Regions from separate parts of the Homo sapiens genome. Here region 2 is linked to region 1. The links are chromatin loops, found by intact Hi-C in ENCODE. Cell type or tissue: thyroid gland. All regions are shown on one strand. Each heading gives the region's core, and the rest is flanking DNA. Links, peaks and the distances in the headings are about the cores only.

Region 1 (11,797 bases), core at 1,588-9,587:
TCATGCCTTGAACCTCCCCCAACTCTGTGGGCTCCTGTGCCGCCGGAGCCTCCCCAACGGGCGCCGCTCTCTTCTCCACAGCACCCAGTCCCATCAACCACTTAAGGGCTGAGAAGTGCGGATACAGAGCACGAGACTAGCAAGCAGCTCTACCTGTGGCCGCCATACCGGATCCATTCGGTGAAGCTAACTAGGCTTCTAAGTCTGGTGGGGACTTGGAGAATCTTTATGTCTAGCTAAGGGATTGTAAATACACCAATCGGCACGCTATCTAGGTCAAGGTTTGTAAACACACCAATCAGCACCCTGTGTCTAGCTCAGGGTTTGTGAATGCACCAATCGACACTCTGTATTTAGCTACTCTGATGGGGACTTGGAGAACTTTTATATCTAGCTAAGGGATTGTAAATACACCAATCGGCACTCTGTATCTAGCTCAAGGTTTGTAAACACACCAATCAGCACCCTGTGTCTAGCTCAGGGTTTGTGAATGCACCAATGGACACTGTGTCTAGCTAATCTAGTGGAGACATGGAGAACTTTTGTGTCTAGCTCAGGGATTGTAAATGCACCAATCAGCATCCTGTCAAATCGGACCAATCAGCTCTCTGTAAAATGGGCCAATTGGCTCTCTGTAAATGGACCAATCAGTGCGATGTGGGTGGGGCCAGATAAGAGAATAAATGCAGGCTGCCCAAGCTAGTACTGGTAACTTGTTAAAAATTTGTTTTCATAGTATAGGTGCATTGTTGTTTTACCTTTGATTTATTGTGCTGTGTTTGTGAGTTATAAGACTTGCCGAAAAGGTCTGCTGTTTCAGTTTTTCAGCCAGTAAGACCACGAACTTGGTGGAAATAACACAGAACTTCAGTCACGCTGCTTTAAGAGTTAATGACATTCACTGTGAAGGTTTGCAGTCTCACTTCTGAGCCAATAAGATCACGAACCCACCAGCAGAAAGCGTCGACTCACAGCACATCAGAAAAGAGCAGACTCTGGATTTGCTGTTTTTAAGAACTAATACTTAACTAGGAAAGTCTGGTTTTTTTTTTTTTTTTTTTTTTTTTTTTTTTTTGAGAGGGAGTCTTGCTTTGTCGCCCAGGCCAGACTGCGGATTGCAGTGGCGCAATCTCGGCTCACTGCAAGCTCCGCTTCCCAGGTTCACGCCATTCTCCTGCCTCAGCCTCCCGAGTAGCTGGGACTACAAGCGCCCGCCACCGCGCCCGCCTAATTTTTTGTATTTTTAGTAGAGGCAGGGTTTCACCTTGTTAGCCAGGATGGTCTCGATCTCCTGACTTCATGATCCACCCGCCTCGGCCTCCCAAAGTGCTCGGATTACAGGCGTGAGCCACCGCGCCCGGCCCATTCTTGAAGTTAGTGTGAAGCAAGAACCTACTCAATATTGGACGCAGTAGGTATCTACAGTCCAAGATACTTGCGAGCCTGAGGTCGTGGGGGGATTGCTTGAACCTAAGAATTTACCAAAGGATTACTTTAGCTCAGGAGTTAAGTGTTCTAATAAGTTTACACCACTGCGTTCAAATCTGGGTGCCTATAAGATCCTATCTCAAGAAAAGGAAACCAGAAAGATCAGTCCAGATTCTGGAGGTAGTGTTGAGCCTGTTTCGGAATTTGAGTATCGAGTATTTAAACAGTCATGCAGAGGGCTGTGGAGTTTTTAATGTGTCAAGGTGGCTAGGACTGATTTCCCAGAACTCCTTTTCTAAATCTTCCTGTGAGAGATTTGGCAGCAGAAAGGAAGCAGTAGCTGTTTTTTCATTTGTTTTTTGAGAGTGGCTCTGACACCGGGTTGGAGTGCAGTGGTGTGATCTCGACTCACTGCAATCTCTGCCTCCTGGGTTCAGGGGATTCTCCTGCCTCAGGCTCTTGAGTAAGTGGGATTACTGGTATGCGCCACCGAGCCTGGCTAATTTTGTATTTTTAGTAGAAATGGGGTTTCTCCATGTTAGGCTGGTCTTGAACTCCCAACCTGAGATGGTTTTCCCACCTCGGCCTCCGAAAGTGGTGGGATTACAGGTGTGAGCCACTACGCCCGGTGATAGCAGTTTTTAAAGTCACATGTATGGTTGCTAGTCTGCGGGCTGTCATGGCCAGGAGGCAGCAGCCTGCAACTGCTCCCCTTTCAGCTTCTTTGCCTCCTAGGCCAGGTGTGTGTTTAGCTCTGGGCAAGAGGCCCTGACTTCCGCAGGATACCCACACCAGTAAGGTCAGAGTTAAGAAAAATGGACATGGATTTTAGTTTCTCATGGGGCTCCAACTCATGCCAGTGGGTCCCAGCCGGCTCTTGCTCCCCAACACTACACATCCATCTTTCCCAGCTCTTCACTCCCTGGGCGTCAAGTTCTAGCATCACACACAAAGACAAGTCTTACAGAGCCTGCTTAATCACTTCCACAACTGTGGGAGGTCAAATCCCTGCAAAAAATCTGTGTCTGTCTCTTTCACACACAGACACACACACAGGCATATACAGAGTATAGCAAAAATCTCCCCTGGCTTTAACTGTCCCTGAGGTTCCCTGTCTACCCACCTTTGTAAAACGTCCCCAAACTTTCCTCAAGTTATCCTGACTTTAGGGGATCCTTGGTTTCATCTTTGAGATCCCCTGACTGATTAGAAAATTAGAGCAAAACCCACTCTATTCTATTCAGAATCCTCACCGTCTTCCAATGATCAAGTCTTTATGTCTGGTCTCTTCTATCCTTAGAGTGAGTTCTGGCCCAGGAGGCTCTTGAGCTTCACTTTCAAATACATGTTTTTAAGACTGGTTCTAATAGACCGTCAGAAAACATTTTAGATGTGCCTGTACTCCAATGGTGGCCAGAGTAATGCTGTGACTAAACTCAAATCTGCACTATAGTTAAATCTATGCAAAGTGCCTGCTGTTGAAGTCGGTCATGAGAAAGCATTCTTCTGTTAGCATCCTCAGAGACAACATGACCTGAGACACATCGAAACCCAAATAGTAACACACAGCTCTGTATGGGATCCTGTCATTACTATGACAGCCACAAATGAAGCAATCTCGATCCTGATTTGTAGGAATCATGCAATTCCTACAATTTATAGGAATTATTCCTTCATATAAATAATTTGTAAATTTAACTCATTTTTTAATCAACTAGTATTCAGATTATAGTTCATTTAAATGGATAAGATCAATTTTTATTACAATTTTTAAAAAACTAAAACTTTTTCAAAATCTAAAAGTACATTTTGAGATTAAGTGCATTTTAAATCTAAAAGTACATTTTGAGATTAAGAATAAATGTAAGTAAAACATTTTGTGTTTTAACTTGATTTCTTTATCATGCTCATGCTCATGTTAAATACCAACATTGTGTCTGATTATGAATTATTGTCAACATTCATTGAAAAAATTTGCTTTTCACTAGGCTTACAAACAATCTACTTCAGCTTCATTGAGTATTATTTTCACTTGCAACATGCATCTGTTTCTTTTGTGAGAAATTACTTATTGGTATACAGCATTAGAGTTTCTCTTCAAAAAATTTTAAATTTGTCCAGACTGGAGTGTAGTGGTATGATCACGCTCACTGCAGCCTCAACCTCCTGGGCTCAAGCAATCCTCCAACTTCAGCCTCCTGAGTAGCTGGAAATATAGGCATGCACCACCACACCTGGCTAATGTTTTAATTTTTTTGTAGAGACAAGGTGTCTCTGTGTTGCCCAGGATGGTCTCAAACTCCTGGGCTTGAGCACTCCCCCCGGCTTTGGCCTCCCAAAGTGCTGGGATTACAGGTGTGAGCCACCATGCCCAGCCTTAAAATTTGTATTTGTACTTATTTTTATTTTATTTTATTTTTTGAGACAGAGTCTTGCTCTGTCACCCAGGCTGGAGTGCCCTGGCACGATCTCGGCTCACTGCAAGCTCTGCTTCCCGGGTTCACGCCATTCCCCTGCTTCAGCCTCCCAGGTAGCTGGGACTACAGGCGCCCGCCACTAGCCTGGCTAATTTTTTGTATTTTTAGTAGAGATGGGTTTTCACCATGTTAACCAGGATGGTCTCGATCTCCTGACCTCGTGATCCACCTGCCTCAGCCTCCTAAAGTGCTGGGATTACAGGCGTGAGCCACCGCGCCAAGCCTATTTTTATTTTTTTAGAACTATATGATAAAATATTTTTAAACATTTATAAATCAAAACAATATTATAGGGCCGGGTGTGGTGGCTCGCGTCTGTAATCCCAGCACTTTGGGAGGCCGAGGCAGGCGGATCACTTGAGGTCAAGAGTTTGAGACCAGCCTGGCCAACATGGTGAAACCCTGTCTCTACTAAAAATGCAAAAAATTAGCCAGGCATGGTGCTGCATGCCTGTAATCCCAGCTATTCCGGAGGCTGAGGCAGGAGAATCACTTGATCCCGGGAGGCGGAGGTTGCAGTGAGCCGAGGTCATGCCACTGCACTCCAGTCTGGGCAGCAGAGGAAAACTCTGTCTCAAAAAAAAAAAAAAGAAAAAATTATAATAAACTCCAAAATAACAATCACTTACATTAATAATTGACATTTAGCTGCTTTTACATAATTACATAATTTTACAACATTATGTAAAATGCTTTTACATAATTACAGGGCGCCTGTAATTCCAGCTAACTGGGAGGCTGAGGCAGTACAATCACTTGAACCCGGGAGGCAGAGGTTGCAGTGAGCTGAGATCGTGCCACTGCACTCCAGCCTGGGTGACAGAGTGAAACTGTGTCTCAATCTGTCAAACTGTGTCATAATCTTTTTTTTTTTTTTTTTTTTTTGAAACAGAGTTTCACTCTTTCGCCCAGGTTGGAGTGAAGTGGCTCGATCTCCGCTCACTGCAACCTCCACCCCCCGGGTTCAGGTGATTCTCCTGCCTCAGCCTCCTGAGCAGCTGGGATTGCAGGCGCCACCACCACGCCTGGCTAATTTTTGTACTTTTAGTAGAGACAGGGTTTCACCATGTTGGCCAGCCTGGTCTCAAACTCCTGACCTCAGGTGATCCGCCTGCCTCGGTAAGCCACCATGCCCAGCAAGTTTTTATTAAAAGCTCTTCCAGGGCCAGGCATGGTGGCCCATGCCTGTAATCCCAGTACTTTGGGAGGCCCAGGCAGGAGGATCCCTTGAGCTCAGAAGTTCGAGACCAGCCCAGGCAAGATAGTGAGACCTTGTCTCTATTAAAAATATATATATATTTAAATATTAAAATAACATCTTTAAAAAGCTCTTACAGGAAAATTTGCTGTCATTGCACGGACTGTGGAGGATAAACACACACACACACACACACACACACACACACACACACACACACACAGCTAAGGCTTTTTTTTTTTTTTTTTTTGAGACGGAGTCTTGCTCTGTCGCCCAGGCTGGAGTGCAGTGGTGCGATCTCGGCTCACTGCAACCTCCGCCTCCCGGGTTCACACCATTCTCCTGCCTAGCTAAGGCTTTTTTAAGGTCACTTAAGTGGCTGAACTTTTTTTTAGGTTTTTTTGAGAAAGCATTCACGTAACAACCAAGGTTCTCAATAGCCTTATAAGCGCTGCCTTACAATCTATTTTTGGAAACACATCTGTTTGCTGCCATTACAGAACATTCCTCCCTTTACAAAAATGTAGGATTTCCTTGTTCAAAACGGAACAGTCATTTTTAGAGGCATATTTCTTCCACTCGTCTCAGAATTTTGCCAAGGTCTTCAAGAAATGCTTTTTAAAATTATAAAGTGATACCTGCAGTGCTACCTGGAAAGCAGAGCCAGTGAGCAGGGAAATTAACTGTCCATCAGCAAGCGCTTCATGTGGAAACTGGAACTCCTCCTAGCTCACATGAAGGCGCTTTCCCTGGAGAAAGATTTTGCAGGTTATTGTTTTCCTTTCATCTTGAAGACTTTCTGGAAGACAACTATACTCCGTGCAGGCAAAGATCTGCAGAAGTGTTTAATGAGGGCCTAGGAGGTTAGGAATCATAGTTCAAAAGAGCGGACTCACATCCTGAACCTTGAATCATGAATTTTGAATCCTGAATCCTGAAGCAAAGAAGGCCTTTTCATTTTCAGGAATTAATGCATTAATTAGTCACAGCTGCCTTAAATTCCAAACAAGATTAGTTTGTTATTTTCCCTAGTTATCTGTCCTCATATTAACATGACTAAAAGAAAAACATTTTTTTTTCACCCAGGCGCAGTGGCTCACACTGCTCCCAACACTTTGGGAGGCTGAGGTGGGGGGGATCACTTAAGGTCAGGAGTTTGAGACCAGCCTGGCCAACATGGCAAAACCCCATCTCTAATTCAACTACAAAAATTAGCTGGGCATGGTGGTGGGCGCCTGTAATTCCAGCTAACTGGGAGGCTGAGGCAGGACAATCACTTGAACCCGGGAGGCAGAGGTTGCAGTGAGCTGAGATTGTGCCACTGCACTCCAGCGTGGGTGACAGAGTGAAACTGTGTCTCAAAAAAGAAAAAGAAAAGAAGACCATTTTTTAAAAACCCAAATGTATCAGTATTCCTTTACTGACAAGAGCATTGCCCCGCCCGCACATCCCCAGTGAGGCTGGAGGGAGCCAGGAGTCGGGGGTGAGCAGGGTGCACTGATATCTTCAATGGCATGGAGCAAAGACACACTAGAGTATGACAGATTGGGAATTAAAGGAAGAACCCACTGGGTCCTTTCTCCACCAGGTTCCACAAGAGAATTAAGCCCTGATGCCCCATGGCATCCACTGTTCTAATGAATTAACTTCTCTACTGTGCATTCAGAGTGGTGCTCATTATGTACCAACCTTAGAAAAAATGAAAAGATTCACTCACATCATTTTCAGTGTTCTGGAATTTAGAAAAGGAGCCTGAGCTGCGCAAGTCTTCAGAGCATCACGTTGGAAGCGGTGGGTAGAAAGCCTGGCAGAGACTCAGAAGCAAAATGTTGAGAGCTGATGTTGAGTCAGATTGCTTCAGTTCTCTAGGTCTGCAACCTCTTGGGAAAGGAGTCTTTAAAAAAAACACCTCGACATCCATGAGCCCATTGCCCACAACCCCTCCATCTCGGTCACCCTGACCTCTGGCTCTGAGCCCTATTCTGACCAAATCAAGCCCAGCTATTTTTTTTTTTTTTTTTTTTTTTTTTTGTAGAGACGAGGTTTCGGTGTGTTGCCCAAGCTGGTCTCAAACTCCTGAGCTCAAGCCATCTGCCCACTGAAGCCTCCCAAAGTGTGGGGATTACAGGCCTGAGCCACCTTCCCCGGCCACCATGATGAATATTTGGGGGTGGATGGGGAGGGAGGGGAGTGAGAGGGGATAGAACCAACTTTTTCTGTGTTTTTTTTTGTTTTTGTTTTTGTTTGTTTTTTTTGAGATGGAGTCTCACTCTGTAGTGGCACGATATTGGCTCACTGCAACCTCCACCTCACAGGTTCAAGCCATTCTCCTGCCTCAGCCTCCTGAGTAGCTAGGACTATAGGTGTGTGTCACCACACCCTGCTAATTTTTATATTTTTATTTTTTTTATTCTATTTTTTTGAGACGGAGTTTCGCTCTCGTCACCTAGGTTGGAGTGCAGTGGCACGATCTCGGCTCACTGCAACCCCCACCTCCCGGGTTCAAGCAATTCTTCTGCCTCAGCCTCCCAAGCAGCTGGGATTAGAGGTGCCCACCACCACACCCAGCTAATTTTTGTATTTTTAGTAGAGACGGGGTCTCACCGTGTTGGCCAGGCTGGCCTCAAACTCCAGACCTCAGGTGATCCACCCTCCTTGGCCTCCCAAAGTGCTGGGATTATAGGCGTGAGCCACTGGGCCCAGCCTCTATTTTTAATAGAGACGGGGTTTCACCATGTTAGCCAGGCTGGGCTCAAACTGGTGACCTCAGGTGATCCGCCCACCTGGGCCTCCCAAAGTGCTGGGATTATAGGTGTGAGCCACTGGGCCCAGCCTCTATTTTTAGTAGGGACGGGGTTTCACCGTGTTAGCCAGGCTGTTCTCAAACTGGTGACCTCAGTGGATGCACCCACCTGGGCCTCCCAAAGTGCTGGGATTACAGGCATAAGTCACTGCGCCTGGCCTGTATTTTGTATTGTATGTTTTCTTCAATGTGGAACCAATCAGTATCTTGTCAATATAGTCAGCTGATTGACTGACAAAAAAAGAAAGTAAAAGAAAAAAGAAAAAAACTTGTGACCATGGCAGGGAGCTGGTGAAGCCTGTTTGGATACTCTCCTTCAAAGCAGCCATCTTGGGAGGCAACTCACATAGCAGTGATGGCATCTCCGCACTGGGTAGTGGGGGCTCTTCTTTCAGATCACCTTCACCGCCCTGAGAGCAGGGCAGTCTGGTTTGTTTTCACGCACACCTTGATTTTGGACCAACCCATATTTCCCAGCTGATTCACTCATGTTACTGCCAGACTTAACTGCAAATGACTTTAAATTACTTATGCAGGCCAGGCCTGGTGGCTTATGCCTATAATTCCAGCACTTTGGGAGGCTGAGGCAGGTGGATCACTTGAGGCCAGGAGTTCGAGACCAGCCTGGTCAACATGGTGAAACCTTGTCTCTACTAACAGTACAAAAATTAGCCAGGCATGGTGGTGCACCCTGTAATCCCAGCTGAGGCTGAGGCAGGAGAACCTCTTGAACCTGGGAAGCGGAGGTTGCAGTGAGCCAAGATCGAACCACTGCACTCCAGCCTGGGTGACAGAGTGACAAAGCGAGACTCTCACTCAAAAAAAAAAAAAAAAAAATCACTTATGCTATGAAGCCAGTCTTTCTTGATTTGTTACTGACCAACTATGTGACCTTAGTGATGTCTTAGATTTATCTGTCTAAGGCAACACGATTGGATTAAATAATCTCTAAGTTTCCCTCCAGCTTGAAAATACCAGGATTAGGTGATGGATGAAGACCTGCCAGTGCTGAGAATGCTTACCAGAATGTGTCACAGGCTCTGAAGGAAAAAAAATTGGGAACATCACAGTAATCCGTGCATATACTTTGCTGCTGAGTATTTTGATAAGAACAGAGACCCAATTATTCAATTAATTCATTCCGTGAAACTTCCATTGAGATGGTACTAGGTGTCAAGTTCTGTGCCATGGATTGGAGATATTCAGATGAGCAGAGGAAGTTTCCTACCATCTTCAACAACAGTAATAATAAAATGAGTACTTTTTACTTGGTTCCTTCCATGTGCCTGCCACTTTACACACTTGAATTCTTTTTCTCCCAGCTTTACTGAGGTATAATTCACAAATTAAAATTCAAGGTGTATCGTACACATTGTGTAATGATTACCATAAACAGATTAATTAACACATCCATTACCACACATAATTACCATTGTGTGTGAGTGTATGTGTGTGTGGTGAGTACACTTTAAGATCTGCTCTCTTAGAAAATTTCAGGTAAACACTACAGCATTATTAACCACAGCAACCATGCTATTCATCGGACCCTCAGAACTTATTCATCTTTATAAATGGAGTTTGTACCCTTTGACCGAATATGGAAACCTAAATGTCCATCGATGGATGAATGGATCCATCTATTTCCTCTATCCCCAGACCCTTAGCAACCACCATTTGACTCTGCTTTTATTAGTTTAACTTTTTAATTTTTTAATTTTTATTTATGTATTTTTTGAGACAGGGTCTGGCTCTGTTGCCCAGGATGGAGTGCAGTGACTTAATCATGGCTCACTGAAAGCTCCACCTCCTGGGCTCAAGTCATCCTCCCACCTCAGCCTCCCAAGTAGCTAGGACTACAGGCACATGCCACCACACCCGGCTAGTTTTTGTATTTTTTTTCTATTTTTGGGGGTTTCACCCTGTTGCCCAGGCTAGTCTCGAACTTCTGAGCTCAAGTGATCCACTCACCTTGGCCTCCCAAATTGCTGAGATTATAGGCATAAGCTACCATGCCTGACAGAGTTCAACTTTTTTAGATTCCACATATAAGACAATATTTCTTTCTGTGTCTAGCTTATTTCACTTAGCACATAACGTCCTCCAGGTTCATCCATGTTGTCACAAATGGCAGGATTTTCTTCTTTGTTATGGCTGAATGTGATTCAACTGTGTGTGTGTGTGTGTGTGTGTGTGTGTGTGTGTGTATCTATTCAGCCATCAATGGACACTTACATTTCCACATTTTGGTTACTGTGAACAACGCCGTAATGAACATGGGAGTGCAGATATCTCTTCAACATACTGATTTTATTTTATTTTATTTTATTTTATTTTATTTTATTTTAATTTTTTTGAGACAGAGTCTAGCTCTGTCACCCAGGCTGGAATGCAGTGGTGCGATCTCGGCTCACTCTCACTGCAGCCTCTGCCTCCTGGGTTCAAGCGATTCTCATGCCTCAGCCTCCAGAATAGCTGGGATTATAGGTGTGCGCCACCACACCCGGCTAATGTTTGTATTTTTTGTAGAGACAGGGTTTCGCCATGTTGCCCAGGCTGGTCTCAAACTCCTGGCCTCAAGTGATCTGCCCAAAGTGACCTCCCAAAGTGCTGGGATTACAGGGAGGAGACACTGTGCCTGACCAACATACTGATTTTATTTTCTTTGGATATATACCCAAAAGTGAGATTGCTGGATCATATGGTAGTTCCACTGTTAATTTTCTGAGAAGCCTTCCTACTACTGTTTTCCATAATGGCTATGCCAATCTACCTTCCCACCAACAGTATACAAGGGTTTCCTTTTCTTTACATCCTCACCAACACTTATATCTTTTCTTTTTGATAACAACTGTCCTAACAAGTGTGAGGTGATATGTCACTGTGGCTGTGATTTGCATTTCCCTGATGATTAGTAATGTTGAACACCTTTTCATTTTCATACACCTAGTCCTCTGTATGTCTTTTTTGGGAAAGTGTCTATTCATATTCAGGTCCTTTGCCCTCGCCTTTTTTTTTTAGATGGGGTCTCTGTCACACAGCAAGCTGGAGCACAGTAGTGTGATCATTAACTCACTGCAGCCTCAAATTCCTGGGCTTAAGGGATCCTCCTGCCTCAGCCCTCCCAAGTAGCTGGGACTACAAGTGCATATCACCGTGCCTGGCTAATCTTTGTCCATTTTTAATCAGGTTATTTTGTTCTATGCTATTGAATTGTGTCATTGGCTAATTCCTTAAGAAACAGTCCAATGGGGGAACAAACAAACTAATGGATTAAAACACACTGTGATAATGAAAGCTAACATTAATGCTTACTGTGTGAAGGCACAATGCTAGTCACTCTACATGGTGTGATGGTGATCATTAATTTTATGTGTCAACTTGACTGTGTCATGAGGTGCCAAATATTTGGTTAAACATGATTTCTGAGTGTGTCTGTGAGCGTGTGTTTGGATGAGATTAGCATTTGGTAGACTGAGTAACACAGATGGACCTCACCAAAGTGTGTGGGCACTACCCAATCTGTTCAGGGTCTCAATAGAACAAAAAAAGGCAGAGGAAGGCTGAATCCACTCTCTGCCTGGCTGCTTGAGCTGAGACATCAGTCTTCTCCTGCCCTCGGACTGGGACTCACGTCATTAGTGCTACTGGTTCTCAGAACTTCAGACTTGGTCTGTAATTAAACCACCAGCTTTCCAGGTTCTCCAGCTTGCAGATGGCAGATAGTGGCATTTCTCAGCCTCCATATTTGTGTGAACCAATTCCTTATAATAAATCTCTTTATATCCTATTGTTTTTGTTTCTCGGGAAAATGCTGACTAGGAGATTATCTCATTTCATAAATGAGATAATAGTAATAAAACTGCAAAGGAGTCGTATTATTAGTGACATTTT
Region 2 (11,797 bases), core at 2,486-10,485, 110 kb before region 1:
AGTCAAGCTCTGTCACCCAGGCTGGAGTGCAGAAGCATGATCACAGCTCACTACAGTTTCAACGTCCCCCGCTCAGGTGGTCCTTCCACCTCAGCCTCCCAAGTAGCTGGGACCACAAGTGTGCATTACCACACTCAGCTAATTTTTGTATTTTGGCAGAGATGGGGTTTCACCATGTTGCCCAGGCTGGTCTCAAACTCCTGAGTTCAAGCAATCCACCTTCCTCGGCCTCCCAAAGTACTAGGAGTACAGGCATAGCCACTTGCTCAGCCATAATTTTTATTATTAATCTCATTGTACAAGTGAGAAAACTGAGACCCAGAGAGCTTAAGTGACTTCCTCGAGGTCATAGTTACTTACTGCCTTAGTCCCAATTTGAATTCAATTCTGATTCCAAATAAGTTGCGCTTAAATAAGACAACAGATGTGGGAAAAATATGTGAATGTGTAGTGTTGCTATGTGTACTGTCTTTACAAGTAGCTAATTATTTTAGCACAAAGATGTGCAAAGAAAGGAGACTTTATGGAGAGTTCAGGAGAAAAAGGATTTTGTGGTGGCCATCACTTTCATTCAATTTGCGACTGCTCTGATGGCACATTAGATGAAGTTACTGTTGATCCTGAGTTACGTGAATAAGAAAAACAATTGAACTGCTTATTAAAAAAGTAAACATGTCTTTTAACGCCTATATCTTCTCCACTATACAAACTCAGAAAATACCACTTGGTTGTTTGAGAAAGGCCTATATTTGTGTAAGTTCTAAACTATTGCAGAACACACTACATACTAGCGTCAAAGGGCTGATGACGCTCCTGTTACATGTTTATGGGGTTTTTTCGTTTGTTTGTTTGCTTTTAGACATGGTCTTGCTCTGTTGCCCAGGCTGGAGTGCAGTGGATTGATCACTGCTCACTGCAGCCTCGACTCCCTGGGCTCAAGCGATCCTCCTGCGTCAGCATCCTGAGTAGCTGGGACTACAGGTGTGTCACCATGCCCAGCTAATTTTTAAATTTTTCGTAGGGATGGGATCTTGTTTTTGTTGCCCAAACTGGTTTCAAGCTCCTGGGCTCAAGAGAGCCTCCTGCCTTGGCCTCCCAAAGCATTGGGACTATAGGTATGAGCCACTGTGCCTCGCCCACGTAAAGTAAAAGCGAGAGCCTAACTCCCATGCCAGTCCACAAAAACCCATTTTCTTGTCAATGCTCTCATCATATAGCACTAATAGTAAGATTTGGGGCACCCTAGACCACGATTTATAAATGCATTTTAAAAAGAAGTTCTATGGACAAACCTCTTCTCCCCACATGCACACACTCCACCCTTAAAGTCACCCCTAGGCTGGTAACTTCACGGGTATTCTGAAAACATAACAAGAAACGTTGTTGCAGGTGGAGATACGAATTCAGACTTATTTGGTCATTTGTGAGTACAGCAACTGAGGATAGATCTTAGACCATTTTCCTTAGGAACAATGACATTTTAATGATTTTAGAATTAGTAGAGCCAATTCAAAAGATTTTTCTCTTTGGAATTATTAATGGCATCATCTCTGACTATAAAGCTGGACATGTGTCCTTTACAGACAGCAGTCATGATAGAGGTGTGGAATATGCAACACAGGGAGGTATGTGAGCAAGGTAGTATTGCTGGTCATCGTGTGGATTACCCAACGTCAAGAATCAGGTGCGCATCTGTGAGATGATGAGGGAGTGTATCAGACCTGTGATAACAAGCCACCTTAGTAACTGCTATCTTTCCGTGGTAGATTATCAGGCTTGGGACTGGGGTGGGGCTGGATACACAACATAAAAAGAACTGTATAAAGCAGCTCTTCCCAGGAATGTCATAAGACAGGAGCAGAGTTTCCTTGAGGAAGACATGAAGCTTGCTGTTCTTGATTCTCAAGCACACATGCGCTGAGGGAATAGTTTCAATGACCTGTAAGGCAGATGCAAAATTCATCTTCCGGACTGTGTTCTTTTTTTTTTTTTTTTTTTTTTTTTTTTTGAGACCGAGTCTGGCTCTGTTGCTCAGGTTGCAGTACAATGGTGTGATCTCAGCTCACTGCAACCTCCACCTCCCGGGTTCAAGCTATTCTCCTGCTTCAGCCTCCGCATTAGCTGGGATTACAGGCGCCCACCACCACGCCCAGCTAATTTTTGTATTTTTAGTAGAGACGAAGTTTCACCATGTTGGCCAGACTGGTCTCGAACTCCTGACCTCAAGTGATCCACCTACATCGGCCTCCCAAAGTATTGGGATTACAGACATGAGCCACTGTGCCCAGACAGACTGTTCTTTAAAGCAAGCTGGTTAAAAGGCTTGAGATATGTCATGCTGAACTCCAGGTTATTAAAGAAATTGGAGAATTCTGAGACAGGCAGGAAAAAATAACCCCAGCAGAAAGTAAAAGCTTCCAAGTTGATGAAGAAGGGTTGGAATGACTCTCAGAGGTTGAAACAAAAGAACCTGCCCAGGAGTAAAGGGAGAAGGAGAAGGAAATAGGCTCTTCCAGAATATCCCCCATGCCCTGCCTGGTGAGTCCATAAAAGCAAACACAGACACTTTGGCTCCTGTGTCAGCAGTTCTCACGTCACCCTCCATCTGTTCCAATTTTGCCCAATTCCCGATCCTTGGACTGTCTCCTGCTTTTGACCTTGTTCTGCCTTCTGGACTTGCCGCCTGGACTTGGCTTTCTCAATCTCTTTCCTTGGCATTTTGTAAAAAACTTGGTTCACACTCATAAATCTCCCCTCTACCAAATCTAGCTCTGGACCCCAGGACCCAAACCATCACCATTTTGCTAGTGCTTTATGCAGAAGATATCTTCCCTGGCCCCCGACTAAGTGGGGTGCAGACCCCACCTGAAGTGAATTATGAACCTTCTGAGGAAGAAGCATTAACCTGTGCACCTCAGAAAAATGAGGAAGAACCACTGATGATAGCAAATTTAATAATCCTTACACCTGCCTTATTAAGAAGAAATATATACTGGCGTTAGTGTTCCACTATAGAGATATGCTATGGTGGTGTATCATGGCTAGTCAGGAGATGAACTGTTTTCTTGGAGAATGTGTAGCAAATATGATAGGGTGGCCAGAGACTCACCACAACTACTGTACTGAATAACCATGGTGTCTTCTGTGCCCACAGCCACTTCTAAGAAAAACTGTCCCATCATAAGCCAGCCGTCAGCAGCCAGGTTTTCTATTACATGATCCCCTCGGACCATAGCTACTTAGATAGGGGTGCACACCTAACAGAAGGACACTCAATCAACCAATGATGCTCCACCAGATGTATTAATTAGACCAGGAAACTGGCTTCCTTTCAAGGAGCACAGAGATCCAATTACATTCTGGTCCTTGATTTTTTTTTTTTTTTTTAGATGGAGTTTTGCTCTTGTTGCCCAGGCTGGAGTACAATGGCGTGATCTCGGCTCACTGCAACCTCCGCCTCCCAGGTTCAAGTGATTCTCCTGCCTTAGCCTCTGAGTAGCTGGGATTACAGGGCATGTACCACCACGCCTGGCTAATTTTGTATTTTTAGTAGAGACAAGTTTTCTCCATGTTGATCAGGCTGGTCTTGAACTCCCGATCTCAGGTGATCTGCCCGCCTCGGCCCCCCAAAATGATGGGATTACAACCATGAGCCACCGCGCCCAGCCATCCTTGATATTTTGAATTGAGAAATACGGAGCATGTTAAGCTGATGGCAGCCTGGGGAATGCCAGAAATATGCTCAGTTACAGGGTTGCAGAGAGTCCTTGTGGGCAAGCCACATCACGAATGACAAGCTATGAGGCAAAGGGAACACAAAACTCACGGGAATCCAGGTAAGAATGAGAGGAAGAAATGCATCCAGAAAAGCAGTGGCTTGGAGCCATGTTACCTCCAGGGCACCAGCATGATGATCCCTACTGCAAGATCCCTGGAGCTGCCCTGACTCCACTTTGCCTCTCTGCAAGGCCCAGCTGCCTATGGTTTCTATTCTTGGAGTCCTAACAACTCTCTCCTATCCCATGAGAATTCTTATACTAAATGTTCCACTGCTTCAGCTAACCTGCACAAATCTCTGTGGTTTTTTTTGTTTCTTTTTTTGCAACAGAAAGTTTGGTCAGGCATGGTGGCTCACACCTGTAATCCCAGCACTCTGGGAGGCTGAGGTGGGTGGATCACCTGAGGTCAGGAGTTCGAGACCAGCCTGACCTACATGGTGAAACCCCGTCTCTACTAAAAATAAAAAAAATTAGCATGGTAGCAGGCACCTGTAATCTCAGCTACTCGGGAGGCTGAGGCAGGAGAATCGCTTGAACCTGGGAGGTGAAGTTTGCAGTGAGCCGAGATGGCGCCACTGCACTCCAGCCTGGGTGACACAGCGAGACTCCATCTCAAAAAAAAAGAGTCGTAATATTTTGATGATTGGTTTGGAGAAAATTGGTCTTAAATATACGGATTTTGATGCCATGAGTAGGAAACAAATTCTGTGGGGAGGAACACTCTCCCATTAACTCATCAATCCCTAATACCGGTAGGGTATGAGACCAAAGAACAAGTAGAGGCTTACATACCACAGGTCTAAATATTTAAGACTTATAAATCAAGCCAACAAACTTAAATAAAATACATTTGATCCTCCTACCTTGACAAAGGTAAATGTAAATATTAAAAATATACCCTTTTTTTTGGCCAAGATTGGTGGTACACGCCTGTAATCCCAGCACTTTGGGAAGCCGAGGCAGGAGGATTGCTTGAGCTCAGGAGTTCCAGACCAGCCTGGGCAACATGGTGAAATCCCATCTCTATTTAAATATTTATAAAAAATTATATATAGATAGATATTTTTTAAGAGGCAAGGTTTCACTCTGTCACCCAGGCTGGAGTGCATGGTGTGATCATAACTCACTGCAGCCTCGACCCCTGGGCTCAAGCCATCCTCCCTCCTCAGCCTCCCAGTAGCTAGGGCTGTAAGTACATACCACCACACTGGGCAAATTTTTAATTTTTTTTTATGGAGTCTCACTATGTTTCCCAGGCTGGTCTCAAACTCCTGGGCTCAAGTGGTCCTCCATCCTTGGCCTCCCAAAATAAGCTACCATGCTCACCCTACAAATATACTTTCATTATGATCTGGAAGGCCAGGTTTCAGTTTAGAATAGTTGAATGGAATTTTTGCTCGATTTTGGGATGCGACATTTTAAGAAAGATCATGACGACCTGGAGCATGTTTAAAAGATATGAAGAAGAATCAAAAGCAAAAGCATCGGGGTTTTTTGTTTTTGTTTTTGTTTTGCTTTGTTTTTGTCAGCTTCTAGCTATCTAGAATGTAAACTCCATGAAAGATGTTTGTGTTGTTCCTAAGTGTATCCCTAGTGTCTAGAGCGGTGTTTGACACATTGTAGGCGTTCAAAAATATTTGCTGAATTAACGTGTTTTTCCCAAGGAATTTTTCTAGACTATGTATTTCTTTCATTGATAAAAGGGAAGTGGTATAGGTAGCTGGGTAGCTTGGAGAAGCTGGTCTAGAATTAAAGTGGTTTGTGGTGGGTTTGTGGAGTGACTCAAAGAGTTACAAAGGATTATGGTGACTTTGTGGTAGTCTGGGTTGAAATTGCATGAAAAACTTCATGTTCTCAACCACCACATTTTCCATTTTCACCTAAGTACATGGGACTTTGCGGTATTAAGGTTGCCTGGTCTTCATGAGTCACATCCTTTGTCAAATGATGAAGAGTGGAGAAAACACTGATCTGCAAGCTCTCCAATATCAGGTGATATCAGTGATGCCAACTCCATCTGGAGGGAAGAGAATGAACTAAAAGTGTTCCTGGATCACTCACCTGATGGTGTGCTTGGAGTGTTGTCAAACTCATCTTTGGGTTAAATCTGGTCAATAATGGGTGCATAAAGAAGCTTCTGCCTTTCCCAGGAGCCATCTATACAGCATGCACAGCCCAACCACAGACATTTGTTCACTAATAGGCTGCAAATTATAATATACAGTATACCCATTATGGAAATTAAAAAGCAGTTCATATTTTTTCTGCAAAAATAATGATATTATTTATAGGAGCTTAATTTCCTGACAAAGGACTTTGGTCAAATCAATCACTGGCTTCACTAACAATGTCATAAAAGTACCTACACTGCAAATCTGAAATTACTTATAAAATGATCAGATAAAATTGTGTGTCAAGCCGTAGAGTTTTAGGACTGAAAAGAAACTTAGACATATTTTTATTATGATGCCCTCAAATGACAACCGAAGCCTACGTATGTAAAAAGACTAGTCTAGGTCACACAGGTAGTTAAGAGCAGAACCAGGACTAGAAAAATGGACCTTTCCATATTCCAAATTAACCTCTCTAGTGGGAAAAGATCTAAAAGCCAGAGGCTTGGAATAAACACACATACACACACACAGACACACACACACACACACACACACACGCTGACGCTTGATATTTTACTTGCCCCCCACATCCCAACTAGTCCCCCCTACTACCCTTCCCAGCCTCTTATGACCATCTTTCTGTTCTCTATCTTCATGAGTTCAATTTTTAAAGTTTTTAGCTCCCACAGGTACGTGAGAATATGCAATGTTTGACTTTTGTGCCTAGCTTATTTCAGTTAACATAGTGATCTCCAGTTCCATCCATGTTATTGCAAATGACAGGATCTCATTCTTTTTTATGGCTGAATGGTACTCCATTGTGAATATGTACCACATTGTCTTTATCCATTCATCTGTAGACAGACACTTAGGTTCCTTCCAAATTTTAGCTATTATGTATAGTGCTGCAATAGACACGAGAGTGCAGATATCTCTTTGATATACTGATTTCCGTTTTGGGGTGTATATACCTAGGAGTGGGATTGCTGGATGGTATGGTAGCTCTATTTTTAGTTTTCTTATTTATTATTATTTTTTGAGATGGAGTCTGGCTCTGTTGCCCAGGCTGGAATGCCGTGGTGCGATCTCAGCTTATCGCAACCTCTGCCTCCCAGGTTCAAGCAATTCTTCTACCTCAGCCTCCCTAGTATCTGGGATTACAGGCATGCACCAGCGTGCCTGGCTAATTTTTGTATTTTTAGTAGAGATGGGGTTTCACCATATTGATCAGGCTGGTCTCAAACTCCTGACCTCGTGATCTGCCTGCCTCAGCCTCCCAAAGTGTTGGAATTACAGGCGTGAGCCACTGCACCCGGGCCCTTTCTTTAGTTTTCTAAGGAAGCTCCAAACTGTTCTCCATAGCAGTTGCACTAATTTACCTTCCCACCAACACTGCATGAGGGTTCCTTTTTCTCTACATCCTCTCCAGCCGTTTTAACTGGGGCGAGATGATCTCTTATTGTAGTTTTGATTTGCATTTCTCTGATGATCAATGATATTGAGCACCTTTTCACATACCTGTTTGCCATTTGTATATCTTCTTTTGAGAAATCAGATCTTCTGCCTATTTTCAGATCTTTTGCCCATTTTTAGATCAGATTATTAGATTGTTTTTCCTGTGGAGTTGTTTGAGCTCCTTATATATTCTGGTTGTTAATCCTTTGTCAGATGAGAAGTTTGCAAATATTTTCCTTCATTCTGTGGGTCGTCTCTTCACTTCGTTGATTGTTTCCTTTGCTGGGCAAAAGCTTTCTAACTTGATGTGATCCCATTTGTCCATTTTTGCTTTGGTTGCTGGTGCCTGTGGGGTATTACTCAAGAAGTCTTTGCCCAGTCCAACAACCTGGAGAGTTTTCTCAATGTTTTCTTATAGCAGCTTCCTAGTTTGAAGTCTTAGATTTAAGTCTTTAATCCATTTTGATTTGATTTTTGTATATGGTGAGAGATAGGGGTCTAGTTTCATTCTTCTGCATATGGATATCCAGTTTTCCTGGCATCATTTATTGAAGAGACTGTTCTTTCCCCAATGTATGTTCTTGGAACCTTTGTTGGAAATGAGTTCACTGTAGGTGTATGTATTTATTTTTGGGTTCTCTATTACGTTCCACTGGTCTGTGGATCTGTTTTTATGCCAGTACCATGCTGTTTTGGTTACTATAGCTCTGTAGTATAAATTGAAGTCAGGTAATGTGATTCCTCCAGTTTTGTTCTTTTTGGCTGGGATACTTTTGGCTATTCTGAGTCTTTTGTGGTTCCATATATACATCTTAGTGTTTCTTTTCCAGATGGCATCCAGGTTTGTATGCATGCGGGCCCAAGAGAACACTAGTATTTCCAAGTTAACCAATAAGACCATAATCATGAGGCCAGAGTTTTTACTTATTGCATAAATAGGGCCTAATCAGTCCAACATCCTAAGGCTCAGCCCCTACAGGGGTCAGATAACTTCATTCATGGCCATCAAATGTATTCCAGCAGTGCCTGTCCTTGTAATAGAAAGAGGCCTTTGGTTACAAGGAGTGTGGTTAAAGAATTTAAACATAATTAACATTTTTGTAATACTCATACATTGTTTCACAAAGCCGTTAATTTATTTGATCCTCACATTTCTTGAAGTAGACAGGGCAGGTTTTATTAAGCTGACTTTACAGGAGAAGAAGCTGAGATCCACAGGGATGGAGTGACTTGCCCAAGGTTACCCAACAAATGCCTGGTGCTTTAGGTTGGAGGAGGGCAGCTATTTTTAAAAATCTCTCCCAAGTAAATCTATTTTACAGCCAGGGTTCGGTAGCACTGCTCTAGAGAATAAACAAATATGTCAACTATCCCTTCGCGGGATTTATAGTTATCATTTGTATCAATCCCTAGGTAATGTTCTTTGGGAAGAAATATTGACATCCTTCTTATTTCAGAACTTCAACTCATAAAGTAGGCTGAATCCTGTCAATATCTGAGTGTCACAGGATCCACACAATGGTCCCTACTTAGAGGTACTGTGGAGAGATAACTATTTACATGACAAGAGCAAGGGTCTCAGGGGAAGACTTGGCGATGGGGGTCAGGTTCTGCTATTTCCCTTAAACCAAACGTCTTTGTTGTTTTTTTTTTAATGAAATATTCTTATTTTCATAAATCTGTGAATGTAATTCTTTGGCTCTCTGGCACACAGTGCTCTGCAGCTCTCTGATCTGATGCCAGTGTTGTGTAGGGCTTAACCCACAAGGTGAGGAGGAACTTTAAGAGCCATGTGCCCACCAGGCATAGAGGCTCACGCCTGTAATCCTAGCACTTTGGGAGGCCAAGGCAGGCAGATTGCTTGAGCTCAGAAGTTTGAGACCAACCTGGCCAACATGGTGAAACCTTGTCTCTACTAAAAATACAAAAATTAGAGGAGCGTGGTGGCAGACACCTGTAATCCCAGCTACTCTGGAGGCTGAGGCAGGAGAATTGCTTGAACCTGGGAGACAGAAGTTGCAGTGAGCTGAGATCGCGCCACTGTACTCCAGCCTGGGCAACAGAGTGAGACTCCGTCTCAAAAAAAAAAAAAAAAAAAAGCCATGTGCTAAATGGCAGAAGCCTAGCCTGTAAGAGGACATTCTTTCCAAACACTGTAACCCCAGAGTTTTCTTCCATTTTTCTCTCTTATGTGCCTTTGACTTGGGAGTCATTTCTTTGGAATTTTCCTCCTGAATTATCCCCCTGAAGAGAAGTAACACCTGCTCTTTGTGGAATTGGAAAATGCAGATAAGCATGCAGACATTTAATCACTTTTAATTAGACAAAACTGTTACCATTTTTGAAGTGAGTTCTCTCATCACTATGAAATTCGTATTCCTGAAAATCATTTCACATATACAGATTTTGTAAAACAGAGCATGTATCACATAAACCGCAAACTTTTCTGCCAAAAAGTAAATTTTAGTGGCATTTAATTGAAGTTCAATTTTGGAAATTCCAAAACATGGGATACGGAACTCTCTCTCTCTCGAGAGAGAGAGAGAGAGAGATTGATTTACCAAATATTCCATTTGCCTTCCACAGTTCCTAGCTCCTTGCAGTTTAACTGCAAGGGGCGATGTGATCAGCTCTTGCTGTGAACTCAATTTTTGTGAAGTGATGAGAAGAAGAAGAAAGTGATGAAGATACAAATAAAATTTGAGGTTAAGCAGAAGTCTCAAGTTTCATAAGGAAAGTGTCATAATCTACAGAGAGAAAATTCTGTATATAAGTTTTATACAAGTAAAATTTACATGGACTTTACTTAACTCCTAGTATTTTTTTTTTTTTTTTTTTGAGATGGAGTTTTGCTCTTGTCACCCAGGCTGGGTACAATGGCGTGATCTCGGCTCACTGCAACCTCTGCCTCCTGGGTTCAAGCAATTCTCCTGCCTCAGCCTCCAGAGTAGCTGGGATTATAGGCATGCACCACCATGCCTGGCTAATTTTTGTATTTTTAGTAGAGATGGAGTTTCACCATGTTGGCGAGGCTGGTCTCAAACTCCTGACCTCCGGTGATCTGCCCACCTCGGCCTCCCAAAGTGCTGGGATTATAGGTGTGGGCCACCACACCTGGCCAAGAAAAATTACTTTCTTTATCACTTTTAATGCTTTTTGTCTTGAATTTAACTTTGATATTAATATAACAGCTTTCAGTCTTTTCAATCATATCAAAGTTTACATGATAACCAGGAAAATTCAATTTAGTGTATGTACTCAAGATATTTTTTTCACCATTCATGGGGGTCATTTGTTATTGCTGCTGGACAAAGGGTGGAGAGCTCTATAAATATGTGAACTCAAACATTAGCAGCAGAGCTGTGAGCTGCATGGGGCCCTGTGTGACTGCATGGTGACTTGTGCAGTAGGATCAAAGCAGCCTCCTGCTCCAATTTCCTCCCATCAGCCATTTATGCCCTCTACCCAGCTTGCTTTCTGATGAGCAAGGTGTTCCAAAATAAACCTCAGCAGAATGACTTTTCTTCCTAGATATACAACTGTGTGTAGTCTATTTCTGTTTTCAAACCACTGAATGATATGCCTGGAGTGACTGTGAAATTAGTGATACAGGAGGCCAATTCCATCACATTTTGGAGTGAATTTCCTCAAGGCCATACCAGTTCTCCCTGGTGGACACTAAAATATAAATTGTAAAATTATTACTTCCTCTATTCTAATGAATAAATAAATGCTTTACATGTACTCGTTAAATTTGCTAGAACTATCTGCACAACAGATGAGACAGATGAGGATATCCAAATGCATTTCTTTAATTATCTATGTTTATCAATTTACATTTTTTGAAGCGGAGGGTAATAATCTTCTTCAGGTTTTGGCATTAGGGTTATATGCTGGCTTTACAAAATAAGTTAGGAAGTTCTCCCTCCTTTATTTTCTGATAGAATTTGTGTATCATTAATATAACTTCTTAAACATTTGATAGAATTCACTAGTGAAATGTTGTGGCCAAGACTTTTCTTGGTTAAAAGGTTTCTAATTTTTTTTATTTTATTTTTTTGAGAAAGGGTCTCACTCTGTCACGCAACTGGAGTGCAGTGGTGTGATCTCAGCTCTCTGCAACCTCCAACTCCCAGGCTAAAGCAATCCTCCCACCTCAACCCCTCGAGTAGCTTGGACTCCAGGCACGTGCCACCATGCCTGGTGAATGTTTTGTATTTTTTGTAGAGACGGGGTTTTGCCGTATTGCCCAGGCTGGTCTCAAACTCCTGGGCTCAGGTGCTCAAGTGATCCTCCTGCCTCAGTCACCCAAGGTGCTGGGATTTACAGGTGTGCACCACTGCACCCAGCCACAGTTTTTTAATTATTAATTTAATTTCTTATATATATGGCAATTCGGATTTTTTGCTTCATGTCGTGTCAGTTTTGCAGCTAGTATTTTTCAAGGAA

The links. Hi-C counts contacts between places; a loop is a spot of excess contacts. Peaks named below come from ENCODE experiments on the same cell type or tissue, not always from the same donor. Only the 100,000 strongest peaks of a DNase experiment are listed, where the experiment ranks them.
Region 2: it touches region 1 in a loop (2.2-fold over the local background); 18 of 110 quality-filtered maps call a loop at or near these places.

The regions. Positions count from the first base shown.
Region 1 is chr6:17,999,553-18,011,349 of GRCh38, reverse strand. No RefSeq gene overlaps it. Among named protein-coding and RNA genes, the nearest start is that of KIF13A, 18 kb to the right of the region's middle. In thyroid gland, for the core only: no CTCF peak of the experiment used is centred there; no DNase peak of the experiment used is centred there.
Region 2 is chr6:18,109,366-18,121,162 of GRCh38, reverse strand. NHLRC1 (NHL repeat containing E3 ubiquitin protein ligase 1) reads left to right here. Exons shown (of 1, transcript NM_198586.3): 1 at 1-723. Among named protein-coding and RNA genes, the nearest start is that of NHLRC1, 7.4 kb to the left of the region's middle. In thyroid gland, for the core only: no CTCF peak of the experiment used is centred there; no DNase peak of the experiment used is centred there.